Regions from separate parts of the Homo sapiens genome. Here region 2 is linked to region 1. A link is a contact called in ENCODE Hi-C or POLR2A ChIA-PET data. All regions are on one chromosome and are shown on one strand. Each heading gives the region's core, a stretch centred on a gene start or an enhancer-like site at or near the end of the contact. The rest is flanking DNA. Distances are from core to core; before and after follow the strand shown. Region 1 has its middle 150 kb from the start of SLC38A4. Region 2 overlaps SLC38A4-AS1 (SLC38A4 antisense RNA 1).

Region 1 (6,185 bases), core at 2,410-4,909:
ACAAATCCACTCCTGGTGTCTGCTACTGCCACTCTCTCCTGTCTTTTCTACCAGTGCATCTTCCAGCCAACACCATGCTCCATGGGTACTTCTCTCTCCCACCAGAGAGGAGATAGCTGCACTTTACAGTGTTTTCTTGGAAAAGAGGTGGGTAATCGCCTTGCCTCCTTTGGGGTCATAATCTGTTAAAGAACTATTCAGGCCAAGCTGCCACTGCACTAATGTCTTAAATTTAGAGAAATAGCCCTTCCAGTCTTTACTTTGTTCTCTCCTCACAACAGTATTGAAGTATTCATGTTGTGGGGGCTGGGCTTGGAGATAAATCGCAGCAATACACTCAGTGAGATCACAAAAACTGCCTCTCCCTTTGGTCTCAATAGAGCCTCTGGAAAAAGGCCCCTTTGGAATGTGGTAACAAAACCTTTCTTTGGGTCACCAAACTGTCACCTAAATTTGTTGTATGAATATCCTTAAATATACAGCTGATTGGGGCACTAGACTTTAAACCAGCAATTATTGACTTGGATATTGTGTTTAATGTATAAAAACAACTGCCTTTTGTTTCTATAGATTTCAAGTCCTGGCAGGTTCCTCGGGCCAGGGTGGCCCAGCCTACAAATGCCTGGCTCCTGAACAGAGGGGACCCAATGGCTATTTTCCAGGACAGATGGAAGTATCAGGACTGGGCAGCTACTGTTGCTCTTGCTGAGTCGCTAGAGGCGACATCATCTAATTTGCTTGGTTTTCGCTTGTACCCTCTCACTCAATGCTTTCTGTGTAAAAGCCCACTCATTGTACCTTCTTCTAGTTTCTCATCTTAAATCAAAAAGTTAGTCCTTATTCAGACCAATCTACCATTTGTGACTGGATCTATCTTCTTTGCCTCTCTCCCAGGAACCTCCTCAGCCTCCTAGAAACAGGCTTCTGCAAGCCATTACAAAGCTTGGCAGGCACGCCCAGGCGTGACTAGAGTTTAGGAGTGGGCAGAGTTCATACTACAGCTATTATGATCCCATCTTCAGTTAGTTAGGATGTGGCCGAAGAGCTTGCACTGGTTATTTCCACTAGTTGACTCTTACCAACAATTAAATTTCAGAAACACCCTTCTAAGATATCATTTTGTATTAGAACTACATTAAAAAGTCAAAGGTGTCACAAGTGTCAGGAGTATTATGAAGAAGGCAGTTTATCTCATAATCTAAGGATTATCTGTCATAAGACAAGTTTCTATCTCATTTTTGGCAATGCTGAAACTATTCCTTTTCCTGATTCCTTTTCAGGTAAAGACATTCATTCATTTCTGCTGAGGGCAATATTTCATGAAGACTTGTAATGAATAAAACAGTGGCATTTGTGTGGTTTTGAAATTGCTCATACTTATACAGATATTTACTTTGTGAACTAAATATGGATTTTGAATAGAGGCATGTAGTGACTTAGATGAATGTAGACTCCGGGTTGAAATAATGAAAAGCTTGGAGGAATGATTGAAGCAGTGTTCACTGAGCTGTGCATGTGAAGCTACATGCACCATCCTTACATTTAATATTGTTTAGTGTTCTGGAATGATAGTCGATCATGATGTATTTCAGTGGGTTAGAGTATTAATTATACAAACATGCCTACCAAAGCCATTAAGTCAAGAAATTAAGAAAGAACTAGGTATGGCAAATATACAAGGAGGGCTGTTCTGAAATATTGCCCTGAGAGACTAGAATTTCTTTCTTTCTTTTTTTTTTTTTTCTTTTGAGAGAGGGTCTCACTCTGTGCCTGGACTGGAGTGCAGTGACGGCATCTCAGCTCACTGCAGCCCTGACTTTCCGAGTTTATGTGATCCTCCCACCTCAGCCTCCGGAGTTTCTGAGACCACAGGCGTGCGCCACTACGCCTGGCCACTTTTTTGTATTTTTGTAGAGATGGAGTAGTGCCATGTTGCCCAGGCTGGTCTCAAACCCCTGGGCTCAAGCGATCCGCCCACCTCGGCCTCCCAAAGTGCTGGGATTACAGGCATGCGCCACGGCGCCAGGCTGGTTTAACTTTTAAAACTGGATTTTCTAATAGAGCCTCAGTCAAATCAATTGACTCTCTATCCCCCTCTCCTGGAAGCTATTGGTATTCAGTGGTTTAAAAAATAAATTAAAAACCCCTTGCTGGAGCATTAGAAATTTTTTTGAAAATTCCAATATTCACCCTTTGCTTTCAACTATAACTTTACAATGCTTTTATCTTGATTCCGGAATTTATTCATTCTTTATAAAGAATTCATCTCTCATATAATTCTTAAGACTACATATTGAAGAAAAAGTAAAATAAGAATTTAAAACTCTGATTATATAGTAGACTCATACTTCATTTACTTTTTTCAGTTACTGTACTTGCTCAACTAAATACCATTTAACGATTTATTTGTTTTGATAAATGTCATCTAAGGAACACCAAAAACTTTGGATGTGTTTAATTCCACATGCTATTTTCCTCCTCCCATCTCTCCCTCCACTTCCCTCATCCCCAATCTGCCCTCATTCCTCACCCCTCACCACCCTAGAGAGATATCCTTGTGCCTGTCCAGCCAGGGACCATCATTCTCTTCTAAATCAAGGTGAGAAAACAATCTAACAACATCTTAACTAACCTTAGAGAGTGAGTAGAGAAAAGCATCAACACCAAACCATAAATGGGTGGCTTAGGTTGATGAATTGTAACCTTTTTCAAGCATTGTGGTCAGTTCTCTAAAAATGCTATTTACAAAAAGGAGATCCAGGGCTAAGACCTCCATTTTTAAATTTCATTTCAAACAAGGCCGTTTTAATAATCCATGGCCTGCAATTGCCATGCCAGACCTGTGGTAGTTACTGACTCAGAGCTTTGCTGAATTACCAAATCCTCTTTTATGACACTTCTGGTATTTTCTTTACCTGTGTCAGCCTCCTTTCCTTCACGAGTCACGGTATAAGCACAAGGCTGTAGAACCTGCAGGTTCAGAAACCCAAATACCACATTGCTCCTTAAGCTAGTATATTCACCAGGAGGTACCTCTCACTTTCCCTCTCAAATCACTTTCAAATGCTCCAGCTTCGATTAGTCATCATGTGATGGTGTCTTTTATTTCCAAAATTTTTTTTAAATATTAAGTGACAGAACATTAAACTTATAAGATTAATCGTCCTAGGTGGTTCATTAGAATTAGCTCTGCTACTTCATATTCACATTTTTTTTTAACCAGTCTCTAATTATCTAGCTGAAACTCTTAATGCTTTGGATGAATAGCCTGGCTCAAAGACATTTTTACTTCCTATAAAATATAATTTGGATTCTGGAAAGGTGTTATGAATGCTACATTAGTATTTAAAATGTCACAGAAAAAGAAATAGATTAATGCTAAGATTTCGTTTGAAACAGCTGTGGAAATTTTGAGACATTATCACTTGCCTCTAGTTAGAAAAATATTAATTTCTAATGATTCCTATTAGACATTAGGATAAGAAACTTTTAAAAAGAAACAATTGGAGACTTTATCTTCTTTAAGGGCATAGTTTCTTATTCGTGTGCCAAAAAAAATAGATCTGTTGCATCATGAAGACTTTATATAATAAAAAATGTTCCCTCCTGGCACCACTGCCACACCTCACCAGCTCCTCATGAACAGTGAGCACCTGAAGGTCATCCATTCTTCTGAAGAGCTGCTCCTACATTCCAATTTGCTGAATTACAGTTTGTTCTCCATATTGCCATCAGAATTGCCTTTCTAAAATGCAAATTGATCCTGTCAGTCCCTGTTTAATTGCAGCTCCCTCTTGTCCTTCCTTAAGAAAACCTTTCTATCTGTTCACCTAAATGTTTCTAGCACCTCGTGGTGTATTTCACATAAAATTATGGATATATGGGTAGATGGATGGATGGATGGATGGGAGCATGGATACAATTAGCAGATTTTCCATAGTACAGACTTCCAGCTTCATACAGGATTTGGTTGACAGCAATTATGGAGCCTAGTGCAACTTCCCACTAAAATAAGTGCAAAGAAAAAAACAAAAACTCACAACATCATAAACTAACATTTAAAAGCGATTTAATTGTGTTCAGAAAAATACACCCAAGTTTTGCCTCCTAACGCATTTAGACTTCATCTCATGAAAAAGAGACTTCATCTCATGAAAAATCTCATCTCATGAAAAATCTGGGACAAGCAAACGCATCTTCACCAAATTAAGCTAAATAAACTAAGTGTTCAACTTAAACTTAGGAAAGAAAACTGCCAGGAAGAAGGACAAATGAGTTAATAAAGATAAAAGCAGATCTTAATTAGCTAGCATAAAGCCAGTAGTATATTAACAAATCCAAAAGTTGGTTCTTAAAAAGACCAATAATGTGATTATATTTTGATGATATATCATGAAATTGGAAACAATCCATCAATATTAGCATGAATAAATAAATTGTGTTCTAATCACACAATTGGATACTATACATTAATATGAAAAATCTGTAGCTGCATGCACTGTATTAGTTCATTTTCACTGTGCTTTAAAGAAACACCCAAGACTGGGAAAATTATAAAGGAAAGAGGTTTAATTGACTCACAGCTCCACATGGCTGGGGAGGACTCAGGAAACTTACAATCATGGTGGGAGGTGAAGAGGAAGCAGGCACCTTCTTCACAAGGCATCAGGAGAGAAAAAAGAGTGAGGGAGAAACTTCCAAACACTTATAAAACCGTCAGATCTCATGAGAACTTATTCACTATCACGAGAACAGAATGGGGAAAACCACCCCCATTGATCCAATCACCTCCCTGCCTCGACATGTGGAGATTAAAGGTCCCTCCCTCGACACATGGGGATTACAGTTTGAGATGAGATTTGGGTGGGTACACAGAGCCAAACATGTCACACCAACACACTTGACTCTTAAAAATACGATTTCAGGCAATGGATTCCAGACCAAAAAAAATTACATATTATATATTGTATACTTCTATTTATAAAAATTTCAAAAACAGAAAAATAATCTATGGTGTTAGAAATAAGGATACCTTTGAGGAGAATTATATATAATGGATACTTTTCATTGGTAGGGTGCTTGTATGTGTCTGTATGGGAGATTCTTGAGATGCTGGTAATATTCTATTTCTTGACCTAGGTCGTTACATGGATATGTTTGATTTGTTTTAAATATTAAGTAATACACTTTGATTTCTGCATTTTTAAATATATATGTTATACTTCAATTCAAAAAGTTTTAAAAATTAAATCAAGAACAGAAAACATTTTAAGAACAAAATATATTCAGAGAAAAATATCAAAATACTAGTAATGAAAATAGCTAATATTTATTGAGTACTGTATTAGTCTGTTTTCATGCTGCTGATAAAGACACACCCGAGACTGGGAAGAAAAAGAGGTTTAATTGGACCTGCAGTTCCACATGGCCTGGGAGGCCTCAGAATCATATTGGGAGGTGAAAGGCACTTCTTACATGGCAGCAGCAAGAGAAAATGAGGAAGAAGCAAAAGTGGAAACCCCTGATAAACCCATCAGATCTCGTGAGACTTATTCACTGTCTCGAGAATAACACGGGAAAGACCGGTCCCCGTGATTCAATTACCTCCCCCAGGTCCCTCCCACAACACATGGAAATTCTGGGAGATACAATTCAAGTTGAGATTTGGGTGGAGACAGAGCCAAGCCATATCAGGTACTTACTATATGTACAATATTATGCTAAGTATCTTATAACATATGACCTTATAATAGACCTAAAAGGTACCTACTTATTAGCCCTGTTCTACAAGGGAGTAAAATGATTCTTGGAATGGTTAAGTGACTGCTAGAGGCCACACGGTTCAAAGTTCCTATTCTCTACCACTCTTTCATACTGCTTCAGAATAGCTCCAATTCTCAAGGCACAAATTATTTTATATTTAATTACATGCTCTTTAAATTGTTCTAGACAAACGGTTTCAAACTTTGGATTTCAAAAACTATGAGAGCTAAGGGGAAAAGTTGGAGAGACCAACATGGGATTGCCAGGTTTTAATTTTTGTAGTAGAAACATTCTTTTTTATTACCATTTATCAGCAGAATCATTTTGCAAAAGAATAAATAATCTAACATTGAGAATATGGGAAGTGCATAAGATCAGAATTAAGGACTATTCTTTAAATCAAATGACGTTATAAAACCCAT
Region 2 (6,185 bases), core at 1,565-4,064, 200 kb after region 1:
ACAAGGCAGGGTTACACCTGCTCTCCAGCCACACCCTGCCTAGCCCAGGGCTGACCTAAATATAGAGCTCAGTAGACATGCTGAAGGTCCTCACAACCATCTGGTGGGAAATGCTGGATCCCTACCTCACTCTACATACCCCCAAAATTCCAGCTACACCAATGTCAGAGACATGTGAGCCAGAGCAACTCCATCTTGAATAGGAGCTGGGTAAAATAAGACTGAAACCTATTGGGCTGCATCAAATTAAGGCTTTCTAAGTCACAGAATGAGCTAAGAGGTCAGCATAAGATACAGATCATAAAGATCTTGCTGATAAAACAGGTTGCAATAAAGAAGCTGGCCAAAACTCACCAAAACCAAGATGGCCACGAGAGTGACCTCTGGTCATCCTCACTGCTTACACTCCCACGAGTGCCATGACAGTTCACAAATGCCATGCCAATGTCAGAAAGTTACCCTATATGGTCTAAAAAGGGAGGCATGAATAATCCACCCCTTGTTTAGCATATCATCAAGAAATAACCAAAAAAATGGACAACCAGCACCCTCAGGGCTGCTCTGTCTATGGAGTAGCCATTCTTTTATTCCTTTAATTTCTTAATAAACTTGCTTTTGCTTTGCACTGTGGAATCGTCCTGAATTTTTTCTTGTGTGAGATCCAAGAACCCTCTCTTGGGGTCTGGATCGGGACCCCTTTCCTGTAACACCAAGATTTAAAATGGAAAAATAAAGCTATAAGAGTACCAGGAGGGGAAAAGATTGAAGAATTTTTTCATAACCTCAAAAAAGTGGAAAAGGCCTTTCTAAATTTTTCCATAAAATTCAGAAGCTATAATATCAAATATTAAATGCATTTGACTACATAAAAAATAAAAGTTTCTGTATACCTCAAAACATCATAGGTAAGATCAAAAGAAATTGTACTTTACATGACAAACTAAGGACTAATTTATTCCCTGAATAAAGAGCTACTATAAATCAATAAAAAAAATTAAAGGCAAAGGATTGGAATACCCACAGAAAAGGAAAAAACAAATGACTTAGATTATAAATAGGCACTATACTATTCATAATAAAAAAGATGTAAATTTAAGCAGATCAAAATATTTAACAAATTGTGTTGGCAAGTATTTATAGAAACAGGCACATTCTTGCTTTGCTGGTGGGAATATGAATTATTGTAACCTTTTGCAATTTGACAATAATCACTAAAATTTAAAGTACACATATTGTTGGAACCAGAAATTGACTTCTGGGTATTTATCCCATAAATATATTCCCACAGATGAAAATGCATCTTTGTAATAGCAAAAGATTAAACATAACTAAATGTCCCATGGTGGAAGATTAAGACAATATTATTAAATATTGAGATGGGAAGATCTCCAAGACATGGTTAAGGGGAAAATAGTATGGTTCAGAACAGTGTATAGAGTATGCGATCACCTGTATTAAAAAATATATACACATATCCTTATATATGCATATGATTGTAAATATGCAACATACCCCTATAAGTATATATAAGAAACGAGTAACAGTGATTGGGAAAGGAATAAGATGGCTGGAAAATAAAAGAAAGAAGGATATTTGTATTCAACATATTGTATGTGCACATTTTGAATTTTTTAACAGCTGCTAACAAGTTAAAAATATCAATATCCAGCAAATTAAATGAAGATACCGCCAACTCACATACACATAAAGCTCACTTAACAGTATACAACTGTGGGAAGACTGATCAATGATCAGTTGAAATCACCTCCGAAAGTTTTTCTCTAAATATGAATTCTGGGCTGGGCACAGTGGCTCACGTCTGTAATCTCAGCACTTTGGAAGGCCGAGTCGGGCAGATCCCCTGAGGTCAGGAGTTCAAGACAAGCCTGGCCAACATGGTGAAGCCTTGTCTCTACTAAAAATACAAAACTTAGCTAGGCATGGTGCCTCATGCCTATAGTCCCAGCTACTCGGGAGTTTGAGGCAAGAGGATCGCTGGAACCCAGGAGGTGGAGGTTGCAGTGAGCCAAGATCAAGCCATGGCACTCCAGCCTGGGCGACAGAGCCAGACTCCGTCTCAAAAAAGAAAAAATAAATAAATAAATATGAATTCTGGATGAACGCTTAACATTCTTGTGTGCACAGAAAGCACACATACAGTGGTAACAGCACCATTGCTCCTGCGGAGAGGAACAGAACAATTCAAATCACTGATGTATGAACCTAGGAGCTTCTTTGCAGGCCATGATTATGTGATTCTGGCTTAGTTCCCATCTTAATTAACTGCTATTTTAAAAAATAATTTGTAATGATATCATTAGAAAAATTAAAATAAAGAAAAAAGTCCCTAAATGGTCCTGAGTCAAACTTGAGCTCTGGCCCCACTCAAGAAGAGAGAAAGCGAAAATGGCCTCTGAGATAAGTTTGAGTCTGGTTAAAAGCTTGCTCCTAAAACCATATTTAGACCCTTGGTGTACTGTTTGTCATCAAAGAAATCTGGCACATTATGTAGAAGAGAAGGATTAATGTGACTACCAAGTAAACCTAACAGTGAAATCCAGCCATGTTACTCAAGTTGATGAATGATTTGGAGTGCTGGTACGCTATTGTAAAACACAGTTGACTGTTTACAAGACAGAGCAATTTCTTTTCTTACATTTTCTCCTCCAGCATTTCTGAGCAATTATATTAGGAAGTGGCTGTTTACCCTGGCAGCTGGGCTCCGTATCTCCACCACTGGAGAGGCAATTCCCCGGGCTACAAATACCCGGAGAGCTGACTCATTACATAAAAAGGAAGTTCTGTTTGGTAAAAGAGTTTAAAGAACACACTTTAAAACGTGCATTAAACACTAGTGTTAATCATTGCCAGAAAGGACGAGTAGGCCACAGGCGAGTTGGTGAACTTAAACCCAAACTTATTTTGATAAAATTTGGTACCTTGAACTCTAGATCTTTTATGAAAACTGAGGTTGTAGGCCCAGCACTAACAAGAGTGTCAGGAACTTTCCATTTCCATTATAATTCTAATAAATTTATTAATATTTTAATGTGATAAGTATGACACTTCTCTTTGTTTCCTCATCTAAAACAATAAGCCTGGCATACTTACCTATATTAGGGGTGATGATGAAATTCAGTTAACTATGCCTAACACCGTATAATCCCTGGCGTGGATAGTTCGAAAAATAAATATCTTTTTCTTAATTGTAGGCAAAAATGAGAAAATAGAAAATATCTATTAATAGTTTCATCTATCATAAAATTTTATAGCCATAAAAGATATCTAAGGGGAGTGTATATTCAGGGCAACTTGAATCTATGCTACCTGATTGCAATATATATCTATATGTCTAGCAACTATACTCACAAATACATATGTAGTAATTTTTTCCCAAATTGCTTGTACATTTCCTTTCTTTTCTATCATAAGACAGGAAAAAAAATTATCTCTGGACAATTCCCAAAGTGGATGCATTTTTTTCTTGTCTGGGCACACAGCCAATAGAGATTAAACTAGGAAGGGAATTGATATGACCGTGGGTGAGTATATTAACCCCTCTGGATGCCAGTTTTCTTCTCTGTAAAATAAAAACTGGACTAATAAGTGGTTTTCAAACCTCAGTATATTTTAGAGTTACCTAGGAAAGCAGATCTTGGCCATCAGGTTAGGATCTGTGCATTGGTATTTATTTTTACAAACTCCCAAGATATTCTGATGTACACCAAAGTTAGAAAATTCCTAAATCCAAGCATTCCTAAAGTCACTTCTGGCTCTAACAATCATCAATCTTTTTTAAAACATACCTTCTTTGCATATATAGAAAAAATTTTTTAAGTGTAAAACTGCAATTATATACATACTTTGGGGACATTTTTTCTCTTTTCTATTTTTGTGTGGCTTGCCCTCCTGCTGATACTCCCATGGGCCCCACGGTAACAATCTATCAGTGATCTTCATAAAGCACGCAGGGGCCTTCCTGGTCCCTTATTCTAGATTTGGGATGCTGAATCCCAAACTTCAAATGTATTTTTTTCATCTAACTGAAAATATCAATTATGTGCAAATCCTCTGTTTCCTCTCATTCTGTCTCCCTTACCACCATCCAGATAACCTCGTTCCAACTGATTCTGCACAATCACGATTGTCTGCCTCAGTGTCTCCAGGGTGAGCTCAATGCTTGGTGGGCACTTAGGAATTGTTTGTTGACTGACTAACTGGCTTTGGAAAGGGAGAAACTCAATCTTTTCTGCTGATTGTTTGCTGACTCTTAGTGGGAGGTTATCTTTACTAGGATATCTTTACTAGGAGTAAGAATATCAGAGATGCATGGAAGCAAAAAAGCAGTCGAAAGCCAGAACCCAAGTCTTCCATGAGTCCACTGAACTCTCTCAATTCACAGGCAAATGAGACTCTGAAATTGGACATTGCATATATAAAAATAAAAGGAAGAAATAATGGTTTCCTCCAAAATAGGTAAATAGAGACCTACCAAATAACACACACCAATCCAAATAAATACCATGTGGAATTTGATAAAAATTGTTATGCTTAGTCTATTTGATTATATTTGTTAAATTTTCAAAGAAATTGGATCAAGTAGAGAAACTGAATGTATTGTATGGTGTTCTATTTGAATAGTAACAAGAATAATAAAGCTAATTTGTAATTTGGAACAGGCAAAAAATTAATAAAATTTTGCTCATGGGTGGAAATCTTCATGAGACTGAAATTTCATTCATTTGCTCATGGAACCAAGCATGGGGAAAAATGTTCCCAATGAATCACTATGGATGAGAAGCTGAGATATGATTTACCACCTCACCTCCCCATACAATACATTAATGGTTCCCTGCATGTTTTACTTTATGTTCATCCAAAACACCCAGATTAATAACCAAGCACAAGAGTGTATATAACATCACATTGCCCATCTCTGAGGTGCCAGGAAGGATCGTGCCAAAACCGTCAGGAAAATGGATTGTGCTGCCTCCCTTGGCAATACAAACCAGTGTGTAATAACCCTCTTAGTCAGTTTACCCTTCTGTTGCCATTAATGTAGATTACAAACTTAACTAAGAATGCAGCAAAAGATCCAAAGATCAAAAAGAGCATGGATGACTACACACCCTCAAATCTATAAAAAAAAATTAATACAGAGCATACACATCAACCTGTTCTTAAAAACACTCTCAGAGCTGTCACATGTGCTAGATAGTTCTCCACAGAGAAGACCTTGGTCTTCAGGATGTCAGGCAAACCTCCTGACTCAAGCACTGAAATAAACACAAATCACCATTATGAAGTCAAATCTATAAACAAGCTTGGAAACCAATCCAAAATCCCTCAGATCCACACCTATACACTCAGTGACTCATGTCTATGAGCCATGGTGACCATGCCCAGGGTTGGGGTCAGAAGAATCAGGGGAAGTGCAATAGCAAGGGGACTCTTCCACAGCCTTTTTTGAGGGTTCTTCAGTCCTGGCTAACTCTGCATTCCATTTATGATGCCTATGAGGAATACAAGAGGAGCTTCAAATAAGCACTGGGTATATGAGCCTGGAGCTCACCGAAGTCAGAGGGGGATGGACATGTGGGAGTTTTTAGCATGTGGGTAACCATAGCAAAGCCTTGCAAATTAATAAGGGCCCCTTTAAATAAAAAAAATTTCCATTATAATTTTGGCCAGCCTTCCCAAAATAGACTTTCTGCATTATTATGACAATATTTTAATTTTGAAATTTTCATAAGATTTACTCTGTTGCAAATTAGCTGTTAAAACTTACGCAAGTCATTTAATTAAATTATTAGGCTCTTAGTTTCTTCATCTGACAAGCTTAGATAAATAATAATTATAAACTCTAACTTCAAACGTTAATCTGAGGATCCAATGAGAAGACAGATAGAAAAGCACTTAGAAGATTTAAAACATTATCCAAATGAGACGTTTTATTTCTATTAGGGTTTTTAAATTTTTTAATTTTGAAATTTGTCATAAGATTTACTTTGTCAATTCCTCCTAACAGTGTCGATTTCTCCTAAGCTTGCCTTTCAGTCTTGGTGTTTGGCCTTTGGGACCAGTCCTCTCCTTCCACCTTTCACGCCCTGTCTGGTCCACATCTGTATGAACTACACTCAGCTGGTCGATGTTACTTTCCTACCCAACCTGCTCCTAGAGGAAAG

The links. A loop is a pair of places that touch in the nucleus more often than their neighbours do. ChIA-PET counts read pairs that join two places held with the same protein, here RNA polymerase II (POLR2A). Pooled maps may share reads with other maps.
Region 2: a pooled map shows a loop between it and region 1 (2.7-fold over the local background). The contact joins two enhancer-like sites. A Hi-C loop is called at or near these places in 15 of 168 maps with a recorded cell type or tissue (Calu3, GM12878, HCT116 and 9 more), 13 of 37 single-sample maps with no recorded cell type and 27 of 50 pooled maps. POLR2A ChIA-PET finds 5 or more read pairs at or near these places in 2 of 52 experiments (H1 and endothelial cell of umbilical vein).

What each region holds. Positions count from the first base shown.
Region 1 is chr12:46,671,770-46,677,954 of GRCh38, reverse strand. No RefSeq gene overlaps it. Among named protein-coding and RNA genes, the nearest start is that of SLC38A4, 150 kb to the left of the region's middle. Within about 2 kb of position 3,659, at least 3 of the 41 ENCODE cell types and tissues checked have a DNase peak (open chromatin) inside an H3K27ac peak, as active enhancers do; they include PC-3, where a contact is called at or near this core.
Region 2 is chr12:46,470,385-46,476,569 of GRCh38, reverse strand. The region is part of intron 3 of SLC38A4-AS1 (SLC38A4 antisense RNA 1); the gene reads right to left. The region is part of intron 1 of LOC124902923 (a long non-coding RNA gene); the gene reads left to right. Among named protein-coding and RNA genes, the nearest start is that of SLC38A4-AS1, 90 kb to the right of the region's middle. RefSeq lists an enhancer at 2,548-2,747 and a silencer at 6,063-6,112. Within about 2 kb of position 2,814, at least 34 of the 41 ENCODE cell types and tissues checked have a DNase peak (open chromatin) inside an H3K27ac peak, as active enhancers do; they include PC-3, where a contact is called at or near this core.